Linked DNA regions of Mus musculus: region 1 is linked to region 2. The links are chromatin loops, found by intact Hi-C in ENCODE. Cell type or tissue: gastrocnemius. All regions are shown on one strand. Links, peaks and the distances in the headings refer to the core of each region. The heading gives the core; the rest is flanking DNA. Region 1 holds the start of 4930544D05Rik (RIKEN cDNA 4930544D05 gene). Region 2 holds the start of Gm12320 (predicted gene 12320).

The links. A loop is a pair of places that touch in the nucleus more often than their neighbours do. Peaks named below come from ENCODE experiments on the same cell type or tissue, not always from the same donor. Only the 100,000 strongest peaks of a DNase experiment are listed, where the experiment ranks them.
Region 1: it touches region 2 in a loop (3-fold over the local background); 20 of 42 quality-filtered maps call a loop at or near these places.

The regions. Positions count from the first base shown.
Region 1 is chr11:70,610,822-70,619,110 of GRCm38, reverse strand. It overlaps Mink1 (misshapen-like kinase 1 (zebrafish)), which reads right to left. Exons shown (of 33, transcript NM_001045964.1): 26 at 7,634-7,801; 27 at 7,382-7,525; 28 at 6,740-6,874; 29 at 6,530-6,630; 30 at 6,296-6,445; 31 at 6,045-6,204; 32 at 5,817-5,956; 33 at 4,629-5,482. The coding sequence ends at 5,399. Chrne (cholinergic receptor, nicotinic, epsilon polypeptide) reads left to right here. Exons shown (of 12, transcript NM_009603.1): 2 at 216-358; 3 at 442-486; 4 at 592-701; 5 at 801-956; 6 at 1,406-1,506; 7 at 1,764-1,964; 8 at 2,042-2,156; 9 at 3,336-3,450; 10 at 3,525-3,711; 11 at 3,797-3,903; 12 at 3,983-4,228. The coding sequence ends at 4,138. 4930544D05Rik (RIKEN cDNA 4930544D05 gene) reads right to left here and starts at 3,217. Exons shown (of 4, transcript NM_001145537.1): 1 at 3,107-3,217; 2 at 2,807-3,007; 3 at 2,506-2,713; 4 at 2,221-2,353. The coding sequence starts at 3,172. The coding sequence ends at 2,313. In gastrocnemius, for the core only: CTCF peaks have their summits at 3,750 and 6,405 (motif pointing right); DNase peaks (open chromatin) are centred at 2,565, 3,171, 3,637 and 3,903; H3K4me3 peaks cover 2,729 bases; H3K27ac peaks cover 2,690 bases.
Region 2 is chr11:70,751,733-70,760,056 of GRCm38, reverse strand. It overlaps Gm12320 (predicted gene 12320), which reads left to right and starts at 4,891. Exons shown (of 3, transcript NR_167739.1): 1 at 4,891-5,103. In gastrocnemius, for the core only: a CTCF peak has its summit at 4,222 (motif pointing right); a DNase peak (open chromatin) is centred at 4,219.

The DNA.
Region 1 (8,289 bases), core at 1-8,000, 140 kb after region 2:
GAGCCAGGTGGATCCGTATGTCAACATGGAGTGGGAAAAGGTCTGAGACCAGGGTGGAGACTGAGACAGTACTTGGTCCCCAGATGCAGTATTGTTGGTTTAGGAAAAATCTAGAAATATAAACACAGGAGGGGTGCAATGGCCTGGGGGTGGGGGCAGAGAAGCCTTTCGGGCTGCTGCTTCGTGTACAATGACCCTTTCTTCTTGAATCATAGGCAGAAGCCAGGGAAAGAATGAAGAGCTTAGCCTGTATCACCATCTCTTCGACAATTATGATCCAGAATGCCGGCCAGTTAGGAGACCTGAGGACACTGTCACCATCACCCTCAAGGTCACCCTAACCAACCTCATCTCACTGGTAAGACCTTCCCCCAATTCTAATCCTATACCCTCACTTCTACCCCCTAACTCCTGGCTTCAGCAGGCTTCTTTCTGTTGTAGAACGAGAAAGAAGAAACTCTGACCACCAGTGTCTGGATTGGCATTGTGAGTCAGACCTGGGGAGCAGTGGGAGGGTCCCCAGCCAAGCCCCTTCTCTTCTGCCAGGTGGGAGCCGGAGAGCACACACTCTCTCTCGCCCCCACCTCTTAGGACTGGCACGACTATCGGCTCAACTACAGCAAGGACGATTTTGCAGGTGTAGGAATCCTCCGGGTCCCTTCAGAACATGTATGGCTGCCAGAGATTGTTCTAGAAAACAAGTGAGGATCACCCAAGAGGGCAGGCTGCAAAGGGAACTGGCTTTGGGGGATTTGGTTGGTGAAGGAGGTTCAGACATGTGAAAAGCTTGGTTTCCACAGTATTGATGGGCAGTTTGGAGTGGCCTACGACAGCAATGTTCTAGTCTATGAGGGAGGCTATGTGAGCTGGTTGCCCCCAGCCATCTACCGCAGCACCTGCGCAGTGGAGGTCACCTATTTCCCCTTTGACTGGCAGAACTGCTCTCTCATTTTTCGGTAGGAAGAATCACTTCAATCATGATATTGAGAAGGGCCTAGAGCAGGGGACAGGGCCTGCTAAGGAGGGATAGGTGGGGTCTTCTTTGGAAGGTCTTTGGGAAGGAGTTGGAGTGAGGCACTGGAGTGAAGGGGTGGGAAGCTGGTGTAGGTTTGCAGTAGGCGTGGGCACAGGTTTCTTGCTGCCATCTTGTAGTTTGAGCGCATAGTCGCAGCTATTCCCCAGGAGGAGTCTGAGGCATAAAAATTACTTGAGTCCAGGAATCCCTTGGATAGCACGGTAAGCCCATCAGCAACCCAAAACAGAACAGAAAAGGAAGCAGGATTGGGAACGCGCTGGGGAATGTGGGCAAAAGAAGAGAGCCATATTACCCTGCCAGATTGAAGCTTCCAGGGTGGAACTAAGATGGCTGCCAGCTTCTGGGGTAAAGACTGGCCCTGTTTCACAGCTCCCAGACCTACAATGCTGAGGAGGTGGAGTTCATCTTTGCCGTGGATGACGACGGCAATACCATCAACAAGATTGACATTGACACGGCAGCTTTTACCGGTGAAGGGATATACCCCCTTTCCAAAAATTCTTCTCCCAGATAAGGTTCAAGGGGGGACGTTCAGGGTAGGGCTTGGCCTGAACCACACAACCGGAAGCTGAGCTTCTTGAAGTCAGTCTAGATGTGTTGTTTCCACACCCCCACCAGAAATGCCCCTCTCTACCATTCTGCCCCCGTGCTAACAGCCCAGGTTTCAAGCAGCCCTCTTGGCCTGGAGTTGCAGGTGTGCGGGCTGACTGTGCCCTATGTCCTGCAGAGAATGGAGAATGGGCCATAGACTACTGCCCAGGCATGATTCGCCGCTATGAGGGAGGTTCCACAGAAGGTCCTGGAGAAACTGACGTCATCTATACGCTCATCATCCGCCGGAAGCCGCTTTTTTACGTCATTAACATCATTGTGCCTTGCGTGCTCATTTCTGGCTTGGTGCTGCTCGCTTACTTCCTGCCTGCGCAGGGTAAGGGGTGACCCTGACTCCTGAACCCCAGGCTGGGCTTGCTCCCTGGCTTGCCTCTCACAGCTTGCTCCCTCTAGCTGGTGGCCAGAAATGCACGGTCTCTATCAACGTCCTGCTAGCCCAGACTGTCTTCTTGTTTCTAATTGCCCAGAAAATTCCAGAGACTTCTCTGAGCGTGCCACTGCTGGGCAGGTAATCTCAAAGTGGATCCCACAGAGATAGGGGCATGCATGGAGAATGTAGCCAAAGAAGGCTTGCATAGGGACCTGGTGTTGTCCCGTTCTGGACTTTTATTTGGACACAGGGTTGGACTGGGACAGTGATGGATTATCTGTTCCCCCATTCTCCTCACTGCTGCTGGGCGACACCTTGAGGTTTCCCGAGTCTCTCTGTTAAGAGGACAGTATAGTTCAGCATCTCCTTAATCATACCTCCTCTGACCCATGTCGCACCCTTTATCCCAAACGCACCGGATCCCCAGGGACCCCAAGGCCCAGTTGGCATAGGGTTTGTGGCAGAGATGAGGTAGACCCGTGCAAACCTCGTCCACACAGGTACAACCACGCCCCCTGGATCAGGTACCGGGCACTTGCGCCAGCTGCCGTTCCAGCTTGCCGAATCCCCTGCCCTGCGGCCAGGGCTACACGGGCCAGCGCCCTACCAGGATCCCCAGTGTCTGGGGCTGGGCCTGGGCAGTCGTTGCCGCCGTCCAGTCGCTGCACCTCCTGCTGCAGCCACAGGGCCGAGATCTACATTGGGGCATATGGGCTAGAGGTCCTTGCTTTTGTTGGCCTAGCCCTCTCCCCCTTTTATTCCCATCCCTCAGCCTCCCAGAGCAGCACCTCTAACAAGGTGGCTCCAAAGCTCATGATGCTGGCTGCAGCTTCTCTTAGCACCAGCCCTAGGGTGGCCTTCTGGGTGGGCGACTTGTCGGATTCCAGGGGGTCCTGGGACTTAAGCTCTCTGAACCTTTGCACCAGATATTCGTGAGCTGCGGCCACAGCAAGTTCCAGGGAAGATAGAAGTGGAGGCTGTAAGGCCACCTGGAGGAGCAAGGGTAGTGAGTGGAATGATCACATGGAAAGGGCCATAGCAGGAAGAGCTGGGGACCTCTCCAGATTCTGCCATTCTAATACCCTCACCTCGGTGGAGCTGTGGAAGTGGTAGACCCACAGCAGGGTGTCCAAATTGCTGGGAATCCCCTTCATGTCCGCAACAGATGGTATATGCAGAAGGGCCAGGACAATACTGGCATCGTTGAGGAGGATCAAGAAGTAACGCCACCAGCTGTGCGGAGGTGGTATTTGTGAGGTAGAGGGCAGCTAGTGCCTTGTTTGTGGGGTGCTGTGACATCAGGCTTCTGTATATCAGGTATCTTATATTCGTCATGGTGGTTGCCACGCTCATTGTCATGAATTGCGTCATCGTGCTCAACGTATCTTTGAGGACGCCAACGACTCATGCTACATCCCCTCGGCTGCGCCAGGTAAGCGCTGGTTGGAGAAAGTACTGCCCAGGGGTGGGAAGCGGGCTTGGAACCTCTCTCTGCCCCGGCTGCAGATTTTATTAGAGCTGCTGCCGCGTCTCCTGGGCTCGAGCCCACCCCCAGAGGATCCCCGAACTGCCTCACCAGCGAGGCGTGCCTCGTCTGTGGGCATTCTGCTCAGAGCGGAGGAGCTCATCTTGAAAAAGCCGCGGAGCGAACTCGTGTTTGAGGGTCAGAGGCATCGGCACGGAACTTGGACCGGTAAGCACTGCTCTTGGGTCAAAGGCATACACTCGCCGTTAGGGACGCTCTTTTAATGACCTAGCGCTTGCTGTTGCCTTAGCAGCAGCCCTCTGCCAGAACCTGGGTGCTGCAGCCCCAGAAATCCGCTGCTGTGTGGATGCTGTGAACTTTGTGGCTGAGAGCACAAGAGACCAGGAAGCCACTGGAGAGGTGGGTTGGGAGGTTGAGGCGGAGCAGTGCTAGATGCCCCGCCCTCCAGGCTCCTCCCTCGCTAAGCTCTCTCTCACAGGAACTGTCCGACTGGGTGCGTATGGGGAAGGCCCTGGACAATGTCTGTTTTTGGGCAGCTTTGGTGCTCTTCAGCGTTGGTTCTACTCTCATCTTCCTTGGGGGTTACTTCAACCAAGTTCCTGATCTCCCTTACCCACCGTGCATCCAACCATGAGCCTGCACTGGCACCCACCTCTCCCCCACCCCCCAAGAAAGAGATTTTGAAAACAGGCCGCTGACAATAAATCTGGTTTGTGAACTTGCAGGAGGGGTTGTGTGGTCATGTGGGTGGGTCCAACTCCTCAGGGAAGTAGAAGATGGGTGGGTGGTTTGGTCAGGCACTTGGAGGCAATTGGTTCAATTTTGCTCTTGGCTCCTTCTAACCTAAAGAATGTTTATCTAGTTGATAGCCAATGAGGTTTTTACAAGACCCAGATATAGAAACACTGAAGCCAGAAGTCTGGCCTGGCCCTGCTGGGGCTGGTAAAAACTATTCTCAAAGGGTCCTACCGTGTCAGGACTGATCCCTGGCCTATTCATCCACCTTACTTCGTCTCTATTATCACAGTAACTTCACAGAGCCTAATGCCTTTCCTCTACCCTCTGCATTCTCAACTCTCAAATCTCTCCAGGATTGAGAGAGAACAATAGTAGGATCTCAAAATGGTGGAAGCTGGTTGAATTGTCTTTATTAACAAAGGGGATATATCCAAGGCCACTACATTGAGAAAGGATACAGGAGGGAGAAGGGCTACTTGCTGCTCACACTATATACAGATGCAAGCAAGGGAGGATAAAGGCTGGGAGCTCTGAGCTCTCTCCTTCTAGGGAAGGGGAGAGGCTAGAAGGGGTGGGAGTGGGGAGGAAAGGGGGGAATGTTTTGGCTATGGGGTCCCTCCTCCATTCCCTGGGGGTTGGGGGGGAATCATTAAAGTGCTTTCAGAAAATGAGGAATGGTCCCTGCCCCTGGAGTGGCTGGTGACCGCCCCGCCTCCAGAACCCAGGGCCCAGTGAACACCCCCCCCCCAGAGTCTGGTACATTCAAGGGGGGAGCCGGCTCCCCTGGCGTGCAAATAAAGGGGTCAGGGCCCTGCTCATTCAGCAGCAATGGGGTAAGGGGTCCAAGCCCCAAGCGCTCTCCTCTTCTGTGGAGAAAAGGGGAGGAGCAAGTCCCACTCAATTCCTGGTAAGGGGAAGGAAGCTGTGTCATTCCCCACAAGTTGGGGAAAGGCACAGTTTTGAGAATGTTGGGGGAAAGGGTGGTCACGTGATCACGAAAGCTTCAGGGATATGAGGTCACGTTCCCAGCAGGCTCCAGTGAATCAAACCAGTAAAAGCAAAAGCCCAAGGGGGTGGGAGGGCAGGGGCGGCCTGGGTAGTCTGGCTGTGGGAAGAGAGCTGGGTCCATGTGGGGAGCCCCAGCCCAGGGGCCTCGTCACCAGTTCATGATGCAGTTACGGTTCAGAGTCATAAAGTAAACTTGGCTGCTTCCTCCAGAGCGGACAGAGGCAAAAAACACCTGAATAAAGTAGAAGAGACATCACCAAGGGCTAAGTGTGTGTGTGTGGTGTGGGGGCGGGGGGGAGGGGTATGCTGGGAAGAGAGACGAGGTTGACACTGGGGGAGAGAGAGGAAGTGAATGACACCTGTTTCTCTCTATCCCCAAGGAAAGGCAAAAAAGTGTTACCAGGTCCCTGGGGTAAAGGCAACAGAGCCCACAGGGAAGGAGGGTGTGGCTCTGACAGCTCAGAACAGCAGAACCATTCCAAACCCCCAGATGCCTGCCCAGAGCAAGGTCTGGAGAGGCAGCCCATCCCCTGGGCTAGGCTCCTTTCAGAGATACACTGCCTCACCTTGTCATTGCGCTCACACAGGAACTTGAGCCTCTGGGCTCGTTTGTGCATGAAGACCCCATCTAGGTGGCCTGTCTCCACAGAGCGGATCTCTATGGCCTTCTCACCCCAGCCCATTATCTGGTTGGAGCAGATGTAGGCTGAAGAGAGAAGATGGTGGAAGGGCTGTAAGGAGGTTTCAGTCCTAGTCACCTCGGAACAAGCAGCTTGGGGTGGCTCTTCACTTACCCACAGAGGTGGGCATCTCTCCCCACTGCAGCACCACATCCTTGATGATCCGCCCGTAAGTGTTGACATAGACACCCTCATCTTCATAGCACAGCAGCATCTCCATGCCATCAGTGTTGGGGAGGAAGATGATGGCGTGGGGTGTGATCTGGCTCTGGATCTAGGGAGAAGAAGGTGGACTGGGTGGGGTCCTCATGTCTGATGACCAGAATGGGTTGGTCTCCCTCGCCCCATAGCCCTGCTAAGCTCACATGTACAGGGATGTAGATGTCATAGCTGTTCCCAGAATCAACATCCACAGCATGGAAGCCAGCACTGGAGCCATAGATGACCTTGAGCCGCTGTCCCTCCTCTACTGTCAGGTCCACCAGTAGAGGGCGGTGAGGGAGGTCAGCAAAGGACTGTGGAGGAGAGAAGGCTCAGGGAAGACAGGTGCAGGAGCGTTCGGAACCTGGGAACATACTGGTGGCTGAGGCGGGGATTACCTTGAAGGCCATGAATTTGTGGTAGGGTTTGGGAGCCCAGGCATAAACCTCCACGGAGTTCTTCAGGGCAATGACCAGGAACTTAATCCGTTCATATTTCACTGGAGGGCAGGAAAGGGGAGACGCAGTGACTTCCACTGTCAGCTTGAGGATCTCAGTAGTTAGCCCAGACCTTGCTGCTCCCTGGCTACTGTGCTGTGGCATCCTCACCAACACGGTAGTGGCCGCAGCCCTCCATGTCCCCCACGGTGGTCCACCCCTGCTTCTTTTCCACCTCTGGGTCATTGTGTAGGATCTTGTTCCGAAGCCAGGACAGGTAATATACCCGCAGTTTGTTCCTTTTCCCTGTGAGATGGACAGACATATGTGGACACATAAACACTTTTTTTTTTTTTTTCAAGACAGGGTTTCTCTGTGTAGCCCTGGGTGTCCTAGAACTCACTCTGTAGACCAGGCTGGCCTCGAACTCAGAAATCCACCTGCCTCTGCCTCCCAAGTGCTGGGATTAAAGGTGTGCGCCACCATGCCTGGCACATAAACAGTCATTTTTTAAAAAATATTTATTTATTTATACACTGTACGCTGTAGCTGTCTTCAGACACTCCAGAAAACGGCATCAGATTTCGTTATGGATGGTTGTGAGCCACCATATGGTTGGGATTTGAACTCAGGACCTTTGGAAGAGCAGTCAGCGTTCTTAACCGCTGAGCCATCTCACTAGCCCTAAACACTCATTCTTATCAAAGGCCCAGTTCCTGCTTCCCACACTACTGTCTGACCGAGGTTGTTCTCCTCCCAGGATGAAGATACGCAAGCAATTAAGCCCCTTGTCCCCAAACTCCATACACACACCTGAGATGGTGATGAGCAAGTTGAGCCCTTCTAAGACATCCATTTGCTGGAAGCGTCGTCGCCCAATAAGTCCATACACCTTGCCCTGCCCACTTCGGTCCAGCAACATCAGCCCATTCTCTGTGCCCACTAGGAGGTTGACCCCTGCAACGGGAATCCTTGGATAGGTCAGAGGCAGATCCAAGCTCTACCCTGACCAGGAGTATGGAGGCTGTGCCCAGACCACTTCCACCTTTTTCAGTTCTGACTTACCCCAGAGAGCTGCACATAGGATCTCTGAGTTGAATCGCTTCTTGTACTTGCGAATTTCAGGAGTTTCACTATGAGCTCGGGTGTTGGTGGGATTGACGTTGACCACAGAGCCCTTCCTCACATCGAACTGCAGTTGATCAAGGCGACCACCTTCTCCACCCACTAGGGCTGCCAAAGAGGAGGGCGGGTGGGCTGCAGCCCTCAGTGGTTATTTCTACTCCTATGCCCTCCATCTCATCTGGGCACATCAGAGCCTCTGAGGGGAGACTCGGGAACAGAGGCGCGCTGAGGTTAAGAGGGCCTGAGCCAGAGGCCAAGGCCTGGCCAAGGCCTGTCTCCACCACTCAGCAGTTCCCCCTCTGCCTCAATCTCTCAGCCACTCTGAGAAACCCCCTCCCCCCCAGGAGCCCTGTGCCAGGGCAGGGGCTAAGCCTCAAATAAGGGGCCCGTGCTTGGACTTTTTAAAAGATATTTTGAATTTTATTTTTGTTTTCTTGTCTCTGTGTGCTGGTACCCATGGAGGCCAGAAGAGGGCATCGGGTTCCCTGGACCTGGAGTTAGATGAGGTTGTGAGCTGTCTCAGTGAATGTTTGGAATCAAACTTGGGCTCTCTAGAAGAGCAGAAACTTTCATCCACTGAGCCGTCTATCCAGCCC
Region 2 (8,324 bases), core at 19-8,018:
TTTTTTTTTTTTGGACCTTTTAGTCTTGAAATTACTAAATGAGCACAAACTGCAGGCAGAGTTCTGAGTTCGAGGCCAGTCTGGTCTACAAAGTGAGTTCCAGGACAGCCAGAGCTACACAGGGAAACCCTGTCTCGAAAAACAGAACAAAACAAAAATAAACAAAAACAAACAAACAAACAAACAAAAAACCATCTTCACTTACAAAAGGAAATTATTTAAGATAAGAAAAACAAATGAGGAGCTGGAGAGATGGCTCAGCGGTTAAGAGCAATGACTGCTCTTCCAAGGGTCCTGAGTTCAATTCCCAGCAACCACATGGTGGCTCACAGCCATCTGTAATGGGATCTGATGTCCTCTTCTGGTGTGTCTGAAGACAGCTACAGTGTACTCATATACATTGAATAAACAAACAAACAAATAAATAAAACATATACATAAATAAAAAAAGAAAAGAAGAAGAAAAACAAATGAACCAGAGCATAGATTTTATTTAACTTTTAAAAATATTTATTTTTATTATCGTGTGTGTCCACTGGGTCTGTGGATGCATCTGCATATGAGGACAGGCGCCAGAGCAGGCCAGATCCGTTGGATCCTTCTGAAGCTAGAGGTACAGCATTTAGTTTTTAAACTTTACTTAAATCTTAAGCTTTGCTGAATCTTTAAACCTTATTTCCCAGAAGTGGTGGTACATTCCTTTAATCCCCAAACTCAGGAGATAGAGGAAGAAGGATGTCTTGAGTTTGAGGCTAGCCTGGTCTACATAGGGAGTTCCAGAAGAGGACTACACAGTGAGACCCTATCTCAAAAAAAAAAAAAAAAATCCACCTTATTGCAAGTTACGTCCTTTCAAGATGGTAACTCAGGAAGCAACTGGACCATAATGTACCCCCAATGGCACCTAAGTATAGCTCTCTCTTGAGAAGCCTTGGGGTTGCACGCTGTCCTTTCTCCTGATATCTATTCCTGTGTTAGTTTGCTTTCTATTGCTGTGATGAAACAGCATGACCAAAAGTAATATGGGGAGGGCAGAGTTTCTTTGGCTTACTCATCTCCATCACAGGTCACAGAGAAGGAGGCCAGGGCAGGAGCTCAAGGCAGGAACCTGGAGGCAGGAACTGCAGCAGAGGCCAGGGAGGAACGCTGCTCACTGCCTTTTTAGACTTGTATTCAGCTAAGTCACCTATACAACCCAGGACTACCAGCCTGGGGTGGCACCACCCACAGTGAGCTGGGTCCCCCCACATCAACCACTTCTCAGGAAAATGTCCCACAGACTGGCCTACAGGCCAATCCAATGGAAGCCTTCTCTCCACTGAAGTTTCCTCTTCTCTGCTGACCCTGGCCTGTGCCAAGCTGACATAAAAACTAGCCAGGGCAGTATCTGAACAGTGACGCTCCTCCCTTGGTTTTTCATTGGATCATCCTGAAATTCTTTTCTGTGCTGAAGTCACGGTTCGGGCTTCACCTGAGTAGGGGTCCCTAAGGAGGAAAGGGACAGAGCAGTCTGCTGCTGGCCGTACCAGGCTGTCATCTCCCCGCAGCTGCTGACACTAGCAGACTCAGGATCCTCACAGCATTGAGTTTATAGGTAAGGGTTCTTTTGTTTTTAAAAACTTATTTTATCTATATGAGTACACTGTAGCTGTTTCCAGACACACCAGAAGAGGGCATCAGATCTCTTTACAGAAGTTGTGAGTCACCATGTGGTTGCTGGGAACTGAACTCAGGACCTTTGGAAAAGCAGTCAGTGCTCTAAACCACTGAGCCATCTCTCTAGCCCCAAGGGTTCTTGAAAAAAAAAATTGTAGGACTGAAACCTTGACCATTGGACTGGTTGCTTTTGTGTCAACTTGACACTAGCTGGAGTTATCACAGAGAAAGGAGCTTCAGGTGAGGAAATGCCCAATGAGATCCAGCTGTGGAGCACTTTCTCAATTAGTGATCAAGTAGGAAGGGCCCCTTGTGGGTGGTGCCATCTCTGGACTTGTAGTCTTGGGTTCTATAAGAAAGCAAGCTGAGCAAGCCAGGGGAAGAAAGCCAATAAATAACATCCCTCCATGGCCTCTGCATCAGCTCCTGCTCCCAGACATGCTTGAGTTCCAGTCCTGACTTCCTTTGGTGATGAGCCACAATGTGGAAAATGTAAGCTGAATAGACCCTTTCCTCCCCAGTTTGCTTTTTGGTCATGATGTTTGTGCAGGAATAGAAACCCTGACTAAGACTAGCATACGTCTAGATTCTCAAAGGGACAGGTATAAAATAAAATAAAATATCAGCTGCTTTGCTCCCTGTTTCCCCTCTCACCTGTGAAACATCTGGAACAGAGAGCTTCAAGCCCAGGCTGCCTACCTTGGGTTTTTGAGATTAGATCTATGCAGCCTGGGCCGGCCTAGAGCTCCTGGTCCTGCTGCGGCAGCTGACAGGGCAGGGATTACAGCTATGGGCCACCACACCTGGCTCCTCATGTTTTAAAATCACATTTCTCAAATTAGTTGACAGATGTTTCAGATTTAGTGCTATTGCAGTTTCAATTACATATGGGCCACATCACCTGTCTTAGTTCGATTCGGTGGCCTCTTGAGCTTAAATGGCATTGTGTTGGGATGCTAAAAGGAATGATCTTAAGGTTTGAGTGACCTTGTGACTCTCTGGTTGTTTGTCACTTCTCCCACAGGTACATAGCCACAGATAGGGGATGCTCTATCTAACAGAAGGGCCCTGGCTCAGACAGCTTTCCCTGTTAGCTGCTCTCATGCTCTTATCACCTGTACACACTTCTTGCCCCTGTCCATCCGATGTCTCCATACTCTTGAGTCTCCCCTGTCAGCTAGGCTGACCTCAGAATAGCTTCCACTCCCAACGTTACATGATGCTGACACAAAATGCATCTTGCTTTAACTGACGTGACCATCTCCTAAGGACAGATAGCACCAAGAGAACAGGCAGCTTTCCTTGAGCACCCTCTGTGTAACTTGTCACCCAGATCCCTCCTGGGTCATTGGCAGGGTCGGATCTTAATGTGTTGGATGTAGCACTCCTGTCTGACTCTTGCACACTAAGGCAGCACTCAGCAGGTGAATCTTTGGTACTCAACCCCCACCTCCAGCTGTGAAGATGCAAAGAATGTGGTGGCGCACGCCTTTAATTCCAGCACTCCGGAGGCAGAGGCAGGCGGATTTCTGAGTTCGAGGCCAGCCTGGTCTACAAAGTGAGTTCCAGGACAGCCAGGCTACACAGAGAAACCCTGTATCCAAAAACCAAAAAAAAAAAAAAAAAAAGCACCCAAAGGGCAATTCCTTCTCCAGGGTTAACTGTCACACCAGGGAGACCAGAGGGACCAGTTCTGAGCCACACCCAGAAAACTCATGTCTTTCCTGAGCTTTGATAACCAGGCTGTCCGGCTTGGGAGGTGGTTTGAAGAAATGTTCCTTGTCATCCAGGTGCACTGTGCTTGTGGCTTACAGGTAGGGCCAGGATCACTCCAACTGCAGGGAGTTGGGTCCACCTAGGAAGTGGTTCTTCTTTATTCCAAACACAGTCATATTGGGAACTAGGCCTTCATCATACAGACCTGACAGAGGGGTGACCAGTTCAGTTCACAACACCATGCCTCATCTAACTCAATAAAATTCTAATTTAATTTAATCGAGACAGGAGCAGATAGTGGGAGTACTTTTTTCCACTAGTACTTATTTTTAAATTTTTATTTTTATCTTATATGTATGAGAGTTTTGCCTGCGTGTATGTTTGTATGTGCATCATGTGTGTGCAGTGCCCAGAGTCCAGAAGCAGATATCGGATCCCCTCGAGCTGAAGTTACAGTTTTGAGCTACCTTGTGGATTCAGAGAAATGATCTTGTCTTGGAAAGACGTGGTGGTGGTGGGGGGGTGTCTAGGGGAGGAGGGAGAGAGTTACGGTTTTTTCTCCTGAAAAGTAATAAGAATGAGAGAGAATAGAATGCTACATGTCAGACAGCACCTGCCAAGCTAGGCTGTGTATCCTAGCAGTTACCACTGAGGTTTGCCAGAAGGAGACAGATCTCCTGGAGGTGGAGGGCAAGGGTTTGAAGAAATGTGTAGCGGCGATAAGGATGTTGTGTGGAAAAGACGATCCGGTATGGAATTCAGGAAACATGCCTGAAAGAGAAAGACACCGGCACACATTGAGGTGTTTTCTCCTGTGCTTCAACAATGAGACAGTTCCCTGGCTGGGCGCAAGGGGGCACCAAGAGACTGTGAACAAAAGTCACTCTGTGTGGCTGGAGAAGTGGATTAAAAAGGAACAGTCTTAGGGCATTTGTCAATCTGATGCAGCTGCTGTTTTGTACAGATGAAATGTTTCCAGTCAAGGGTTTAACATATCAATTGTGTATAAAATCCAGTGTATAAGCCGGGCACATAGATATTTTTAGAGTATGATTCTCATAGTATCCACAATGAGACAGTGGTACCACACTTCAAGTGATGGTGTCACATACATCTTCCAACAGTCGTGACCCCAGACCAAAAAGGACAGAGCATGAGACCAGCCTTGCTGGTCCCAACTCTGTTGGAATTCACCTCCACTCCCAACCTGGCCAGGGGGAGCCAGGGAGGACACATAGCTGCCCCCTGAATATGAATTTGAACTGAGCAACAGAGTTGAACCCTCCTCCATTAACTGGAAAAGTAGTAATTTGCAAGCTGGCATTAATGGAGTTAAAAGTTGTCTTAAGAAGACTCTCCCTGTGGATAGATGGTAGCTTCATCATAGCTGCTGCCCATTGTTAGAGCTCAGAATGTGGCGGGTATTTGCATCAATTAAAATGACACAATGGACAGAGAAGTTATGAGACTGGGAAGGTGGCAGGTTGCAGGTTCTGCCACCTGCTGGGCTTGCACTGGAGATGGAGCAGAGGTAACAAACTGAACCACATGGCGGAGCTTGTCACCTTCACGGAATTTCTACAAAAGTCACCAATTTCCCCAGCAGATTGGCGTTTGCTTTGTGTATAGAGATGCCTTCCGATGGCACCTGGCTCCGTGCTCCTGGTGGGGACATAACGTTGAGTCTACAGAATCATGTGAGGAGTTTTGGACTGCTCCCCTGGTTTTGTTGTAAGTAACCAAATGTTCTGTGGGCGTGTTTCCCACACTTTGCAAGTTTTTCATACAGATGTTTAATTCTTAAGTCGCTGTGCTTCTCCTGTTACTTATTCTGATTTTTAAGGATTGCTTTTTGTATTCGTAAAGGAGGGGAAAGTGCTTTTGAATTTAGCACAATCCCCAGGCTTTTGTGGGCCGTGTGATTTTTGGATCCTGAATAAGACAACCCTTCAGGGGATTTCCTGGAGAGCCAAGGGACAAAGACCTTCCTTTACTTCCTGCCAGAAGGTGGTTGTGAAACAGAGGCTCCACACTGGATCCAAAGACAAGGCTAGAACTCTAAGTGTGTCAGAGTAGCAAGCTAGCGGCATGTATGGGCTTCCTAGGAACCTGAACTGTCTACTGCAGCTTCTTAGATGAAAAAAACACAAACCTTTCAACTGTCACTTCGGTTTCTTCTGCTTGTTGCCAAACAATCAAACTGCTGCAGTGTTCTAAAAACTCCTGTTAAGTTTTTACACATTTATAGAGACAGGCATAGAAGCACAGGACGGTGATACCAGCACCTGGGAGGCAGAGCAGGAAGTTAAGTTTTTGAGGCCATCCTCCTCATCTATATACCGAGTTTGAGACCAGCCTGTGATTCATGAGATCTTGTCTCCAAAAATAGGCCCCCACCCAAAAAAAAGGAAAGGAAAAAAAAGATTTGTAGAAAAAAATGTAGATGAAAATAATTAAAGACTAAATAGGGAAGAGATCACCAAATATAAAAACAACTTTAAAATTTTCAATTTAGCATTATTTTATTTTTGAGGCCATGTAGCCTTGGCTGGTCTGGAACTCAGTAAATAGAGCAGACTGGCCTCAAACTTAGAGAGATGCCTTCCTCTGCCTCCTGGATGCTGGGATTAAAGGTATGTGCCATAAGGCCCCCCTTCTCCACCAAATGCAATGACAGCTTTCAACTTAAAATACAGGTTCAATCACAAACAGGAGAAGCAGGGCAAGGGCAACAAGATGGTGCCATAGGTTAAACCACTTGCCAGGCAAGCCCAGTGACCTGAGTTCAACCCCCAGGACCCAGAGTGGTTTCCAAAAGTTGACCTCTGGCCTCTATGCACAGACTTCTGTGGCACACATGTGCCTGCATACACATATCAAATACTCAATAAAAAAAGGAAAGAAACACTGGCAATATCATAAAAAGTATAAATTTTGGTTTTTGAAATGAGGTCTCATCATATAGCCCAGGCTGGCCCTCCGGAGTGCTGAAATTCCAGGGCTGTGCCACCAAGCCCATCTACCTACAAGTTCTTTCCGTTGGCACCCTTTGAACTATGGTGGACCCAGAGCCTGTCTGTTCCGCTCGTCCTGGGCTCTTCAGTGTGATTATATATAATAAGGATTCCAAGACCAACCTCAGGTTCTTAGGGTTCCTGGAGCTCAGACTACCTTCATGATTATATCACATCACCCCTGAATCATCGAAGGCCTCGTCTGCACAGCACAGTCCAGGGACCAGCTTCCGGTTGTCTTTTCCCAGGACAGTCACACAAGCATCACCTTTCCCCCTAGCAGCAGCATGTGACAATGCAGACGGAGTATTACCAGCCAAGAAAACTCGCCCAAGCCTTGGCACTCAGGCTTTGTTTTCTGTTTTGTGTTTTTAGAGGAAGGGTCATGGTTTGCTACATAAGCATAGAAAGTTCAAGAAATGAACTTTTGAGCCGGGCGTGGTAGCGCACGCCTTTAATCCCAGCACGGGGGAGGCAGAGGCAGGCAGATTTCTGAGTTCAAGGCCAGCCTGGTCTACAAAGTGAGTTCCAGGACAGCCAAGGCTATACAGAGAAACCCTGTCTCGAAAAACCAAAAAAAAAAAAAAAAAAAAAAAAAAAAAAAGGAAATGAACTTTTGGCTCCTCCGTTTCTAGACTTGTCAAAAAAAATCAACTAGTGCAGCCTGGCCCCCAATCCCTGGTCATATACAAACAGCCATTTATGATATAGCACACTGTTTTCATAAAAGTCTTTATCAGGCATACAAAGTCTCTCTTATCAGGCAGAATATTACAAGGCCTTAGGAGTTATCTCCCAGGAACCAACCAGAGGCTAGTTCTGAAGACCTTTGGACTAGGCAGCGAAGACCTGCTGGGGTAGTCCTCTACTGCAAACCCCATAAACCGAGATGGTTCTGAAGGCCTCCACTCCCCATATAGAGTCCAACCAAACCATATTCCTAACACCTAGCACTTGTCTAGCAAGTATTGCAAGATGGGTATTTCATCTATGAGGGAATGCATGGAGACTTGAAGACAGAGCTGTGTGTTAGATGCCAGCTTCCCTGTCTGTGGACTGTGACTAAGTCAGTCCCTGCAGCTCTCTCTCCCTTGGCTAGCCTCCTCCCAAGCATTTTTGCCTCCTGACCTCCTTCCAGCCATTGCTATCTGATCCAGCTTTTCCAACATTCCCAAGCACCAGAGGCCATCTCTAACAAGTCCCTTCCAAGCTGCTTGTCTAGGCCACAGGGCTTCTGTCCTTGCAGAAGGTGAGGCACAGCTGAGACACGGGAATACAACCCGGAGGTGGCATTCCCTCTCAGAGTCACCTCTGGAAAGCTGCCACACTTGCAGCATTGTCCTCCCTCACTCCAGTGGCGCTCATGTTCTGTCTTGAATCAGAGTGTCTGTGTGGCAGCTCATCCTCCTATTCATGTGCATGTTAAGAGGGCATGGGGAGGTGTGAGGAGCTCACAGGGGACTTGCTTTAGAATGGAGCTGAGTATTAACTCAGGCAACAATGCTGTGTCTGTACAAACCCATCTAACATGTTTCATCCTAAAGGGTAGGTGGCTCAATCCACTTTCAAATACCAGGATGTGATGGAAATGAGCCTCAAGAGTCAGTAGTGTCTTAGGCTCCATCTTCCCACTTGGAAGCCATTGCCTTAGTTGTAGCAAATTTACCAGTGCCCTCGATAGAGCTGGAAAACTTGCACAGTTACCTTGTGCTTCCTTTATAGAGAGTAAAAAGTGGCTTTAAGAGATACAAGGATCTCAGAGTCTCGCAGAACAGACATTTAAATATCTATGATCTATGCAAGTGCTTTGTATTCAGCTTGGCATGACTGCTGCCATTTTGAGTTGTAACCACCATGATTGCCCCAGAGTAACCCCACTCAGTTTTTCCTGCATTTTCCCAGTAAAGAACAATGATGAAAGCGATGAGCATGGCAAAT